Linked DNA regions of Homo sapiens: region 1 is linked to region 2. Evidence: read pairs that join two places in POLR2A ChIA-PET (ENCODE). Cell type or tissue: OCI-LY7. All regions are shown on one strand. Region 1 has its middle 83 kb from the start of C7orf33. Region 2 overlaps EZH2 (enhancer of zeste 2 polycomb repressive complex 2 subunit).

What was found. ChIA-PET counts read pairs that join two places held together with the same protein. Peaks named below come from ENCODE experiments on the same cell type or tissue, not always from the same donor. Only the 100,000 strongest peaks of a DNase experiment are listed, where the experiment ranks them.
Region 1: POLR2A ChIA-PET joins it to region 2 with 9 read pairs; 3 of 35 experiments call an interaction of 5 or more read pairs at or near these places.

What each region holds. Positions count from the first base shown.
Region 1 is chr7:148,506,206-148,508,705 of GRCh38, forward strand. No RefSeq gene overlaps it. Among named protein-coding and RNA genes, the nearest start is that of C7orf33, 83 kb to the right of the region's middle. In OCI-LY7, no CTCF peak of the experiment used is centred here; a DNase peak (open chromatin) is centred at 1,066.
Region 2 is chr7:148,812,055-148,814,554 of GRCh38, forward strand. It overlaps EZH2 (enhancer of zeste 2 polycomb repressive complex 2 subunit), which reads right to left. Exons shown (of 20, transcript NM_004456.5): 15 at 1,905-2,083. Among named protein-coding and RNA genes, the nearest start is that of EZH2, 71 kb to the right of the region's middle. In OCI-LY7, no CTCF peak of the experiment used is centred here; no DNase peak of the experiment used is centred here.

The DNA.
Region 1 (2,500 bases), 310 kb before region 2:
TATAATCCAGGATGATCTCATCTCGAGAACCTTAATTGAATTGCATTTGCAAAAACTGTATCCAAATAAGGTCACATTCTCTGTCTCAGAGACAGAGACACAGACTGGGACTCTAACTTCTGCCTTCACCAAGGTCTCTGACCTACAAATAGGCTGCATTCCAAAGGACTGTTTGTCACTCAAAATGTGTTTTCCCAAAGAAACAATGCCATAAATGGAGGCTAAGTTCTCAGGCACATCAATCTACAATAGTTTGTATGACCGTCATACAGATAAAATTGCATACAAGTGAATTTCTAAATCATAGTGAATATCGGCCTGGCGCGGTGGCTCACGCCTGTAACCCCAGCACTTTGGGAGGCCGAGGCAGGCGGATCACCTGAGGTCGGGAGTTCGAGACCAGCCTGACCAACATGGAGAAACCCCATCTCTACTAAAAATACAAAAAATTAGCCGGATGTGGTGACGCACGCCTGTAATCCCAGCTACTTGGGAGGCTGAGGCAGGAGAATCGCTTGAACCTGGGAGGCGGAGATTGTGGTGAGCCGAGATCACGCCATTGCACTCCAGCCTGGCAACAAGAGTGAAACTCCATCTCAAAAAAAAAAACAAAACACAGTGAATATCATCACATCTAATAATTAATATTAAAAATCATAAAGTTAAATAGATCATTTTGTGTCTTAAATACTAGTCCACACTTACTTAGAGGGAGATAAGGAGGCAGATGAAATTTTTGATGGAGATGCTAAGGGGCTTCAAAGGATGAGGTCGTGATCTTTGTTTCATTTAATTTCCTATTTTAGGAGTTTCTTTTTTTTAGTGAGGCTTTATGACTAGTGGCACTCTTACACCTGCAAGCTGGTTATGAATCAAGTTGGCAGAAGGAAGAAACAAGGAGAGATTTTTCTGAAACAACCCATTAAATTCCCCTATGCAAAACATTAGCCTATAAAGATTCTTAAATTTTCTGCCTAGACAATGATATCAATTGCTCATAATGACAGTTCTGTTACTTCCTTTTTGACTCTTACATGTTTCATTTCATCTTTCTGTTTTACTGGGCTTGGTAGGCCCCTCGGTACAGTGATGATGTAAATACCCTTTTTTTTCTTTTTGAGACTGAGTTTCGCTCTGTCGCCCAGGCTGGAATGCAGTGGTGCGATCTCAGCTCACTGCAACCTCTGCCTTCTGAGTTCAAGCAATTCTCCTGCCTCAGCCTCCCAAGTAACTGGGCTTACAGGCACATGCCACCATGCCCGGCTAATTTGGAATTTTTAGTAGAGACGGGGTTTCACCATGTTGGCTGGTCTCAAACTCCTGACCTCAAGTGATCCGCCCACCCCAGCCTCCCAAAGTGCTGGGATTGCAGGCATGAGCCACCATGCCCAGCCGTGAATACCCTATCTTGATCCTGATTTTAAAGGAGATACTTTTAACGTTACGTCAGTAACTATGAAGTTTGCTGTCTTTTTGTTTGTTTTTGTCAATGCCTTTCATCATAATAAAGAATTTCTCCTAAAATCCAGGAAGGCTAAGAGTTTTACTCTAGTTTTTGTTTTTTAATCATGAGTAGATATTGAACTTTTTTAACTTTTGAAATAACTATAGGCTCCGATTCCATATAGCCTTCACTGGGTTTCCCTCAATGGTATCATCTGCATCACTATAGTACAAAAGCACAACCAGGAAACTGATATGAATACAACCCATGGATCTTATTCAGATTTCACCAGTTTTACTAACACTCTTCTCTGTGTGTATATTTAATTCTCTGCGATTTTATCACCTGCGTAGATTCATGTAACCACTACCACAGTCAAGACATATTTCAGTCGGGAGGATCCCAGGTGCTTTTGTAGCCATAGCCACCTCCCTCCGCCCCCGCCCCAACCTCTGGTAATCATTAATTTCTTCTGAATCTCTATAACGTTTTCATTTCAAGAATGTTATCTAAATGGAATCATAGAGTATGTACCTTTGGGGATGGCTTTTTATTTTTTCATTCAGAATAATTCCCTTGTGATCTATCCTGGTTGCTGCATGTGTCAATAGTTTGTTTCTTTTTATTGCTGAGTAGTATTCCATGCTATGGATGTATTAATCCCATAGTGTGTTTACCATACATGCATTAAGAGGCATTTGTGTTGTTTCCAGTTTGGGACTGTTATGATTAAAGCCTGCTTTGAACACCCATGTAAAGTTTTTGTGTGAACGTGAGTTTTCATTTTTCTGGGAAAAAAAAAAAGCCCAAGAGTGCAGTTGTCCGTGGCTATATGGTGAGCACATGTTTAGTATTGTAGGAAACTGACACACTGCTTTCCAGAGTGGCTGTACCATTTTACATTCCTACCAGCAATATATGAAATGATCCACTTTCTCCACATCCTCACCATCATTTGGCATTATCACTATTTTTTAAGCCATTATGATAGGTGTGGAGTAAAATTTCACTATGGTTTAGTTTGCACCTCCCCAATGGCTGACGGTGTTGAAGATT
Region 2 (2,500 bases):
AATTCACTTTCAACCTGAATTTAATATAAGGACACCACCAAATCACTCTTCCTCTCCATACCTTTCCCTCTACTTTCCCCAAGTGATTCTATTAATAGTTATTCCATTTTCAGCCCCAGGACACCCCCTGATTCTTCACTGGCGTTGGTTCCCTCTGAAGCCCATAGCAGCTTGGCTTTGGATTTGTTCTTCCACCCCACCTCCTCAGGATAACACAAGAAACTACCGGGAGGTGTTATCATGATCTTGTCAGTCCAGTAGTCTATTTTCAGCAGAAATGCCAAGATGATCATTGCTATAAATTATGTATTTAGGGATGTGTTCCCCAACATATGCCAATTTTTCATCACGGCTCAGTATTATGCTTTCATCCAAAATTTTCTTGTGACCTTTACAAAGGCTTCCTATCTATTCCTATTCTGGACCATCTTACCACTCACCTGTCATGTGAACTTCCCAAATAGCCTTCTGATCAGAAACTAAATTAGCTAAATACTGCTATGCAAATGAAACCCAACTGGTAAAAGGTATCTACATAGTTTAACATTTTTAAGAGTTAAAAAATGTCTTACAAAGAGGACATGTCAGTATGAATAGAATTGCCCACTTTCTGAACAAAGTGAGGAAGGAGTACAATGGTAAGTTGTTTGGGGGGGAAATTGAGATTTTTAGGTCTGAGCAGGTATGCCATCGGAAACGGAACCAGAGTCACTGTGATCCAATGACCTAAATGGACATATAACTGCCTAGAGTAAAATCATCTAAATGTCTAACAGAAAAGAAAAAAGTCAAAGCTAAAAACAAAAAGCCCACCACCCTGCACAACTCTCTGCCATAAACACAGACTTTGGTTCAAAGACACAAACAAAACCAAGAGAACTTCAATGTTTTGCCTGGAGCAGAATTTCTGGTAGAAGGGGACTTGCTGGTAAGAAGTGTGTTCTCAATTATAAATAAATGGTCCAACAACAAAGATATGTCTACTCTACACCCCACATACACACACACACACACACACACACACACACACAGAGCATAAGAGCAGGTTAATGGGAGCCTGGAGGATTTGATCTCCTGCTCCTTTACAAGTCTTGTGACTTTGGGTTTCCTTACCCGTAAAATGGGGGTTAACACTTACTCCTCACTCACAGGGTTAGGAGAATCAATGAACAAATCCACTAAAGCACTCACAACAGTGCCTATTTTTACATGCTTAATAAATGTCAGCTATTATTATAAAAAGAACTGACTGAAGAAAGAACTTATCATCTGCCCTAAAAAAAAAAAAAAGATACGAAATTTCCCAAATACATGCTGCTGAAGTGTCTTTTGCTCAATCATTACTTCCTGGCTGATAGAGTTAACTCACCTACATACAATTCCCCAGACTAAAAATATATAGTTCCTAGCTGGGTTTTTTTCAAGGTTATTAAACAAACAGGAAGTAAGTCTATAAAAACCTGCCATGGGAAATTTCATCTTTTACTCTACATAGCAAGGAATCTATAAATACTCTTTGATGAGAATGAGTCTATATTTTGATAGAAATCACCATTTATTTGCATTAAGGATACTAGATAAACTATTAACTAAAAGACAAATTCAAATAATCTATTAAACAGGTAGAAAAAATACCTCTTATTCCTAAATCTGATACCATGAATGGCTACTTCTCAGAATTTGCTGGTTTCTCCTACTATCAGAGTATGGTGCTCTATATAAAACTGAAGAGACTGCCCAAGGGTGCATTACCCAGAGAAAATTATGAACACTTTCTCATCAGTTGCACCTTTCAAGGATCACTTTTACTTTTTGCCCCAGCTAAATCATCTAAGGCAATCCTGACATTTGCATCACTAAATAGCTAACTACAAACAATCTTCCAGAAGTGACTTGTTGCTCACCTTTTTGGAGCCCCGCTGAATACTGCAGTTCTTGCAGGACACATTTTTACTGTCCCAATGGTCAGCGGCTCCACAAGTAAGACAGAGGTCAGGGTCACACTCTCGGACAGCCAGGTAGCACGGGCACTGCTTGGTGTTGCACTGTGCTTTGCAGCGGCATCCCGGAAAGCGGTTTTGACCTTCAGAGAGAGGTTTGGAGGTTCTTCACTCATCACCGTATGCAAAAACTTGCAGAAAGATACGTGGCAAGGGCTGTACTGGGCATCTCACTGACTCTCAACCCTCACAACCACCTTATTACCCTACTATATAGACAAGGAAATGGAAGTATTAACAGCGAAGTTATAGCTGTTTGCACTGAAAAAGACCACCACTGAGTTGTTTTTCCATTTTTCATTTGTTAAATAGTGTATATATTTAAAGTCGGTGTGAATAAAGGGTCTGGATGGAACAATATCCATGGTCCTTGACCATTCCAATAGCCCCTAGTTCTAAACACTCCCTTAATACCCAAGCTTCATGTGCAGTCTCATTAAACAATTATAAAAATCTACTATGTTTATGCTACATTCCTTTAATCTGAAGACTAAAACCCT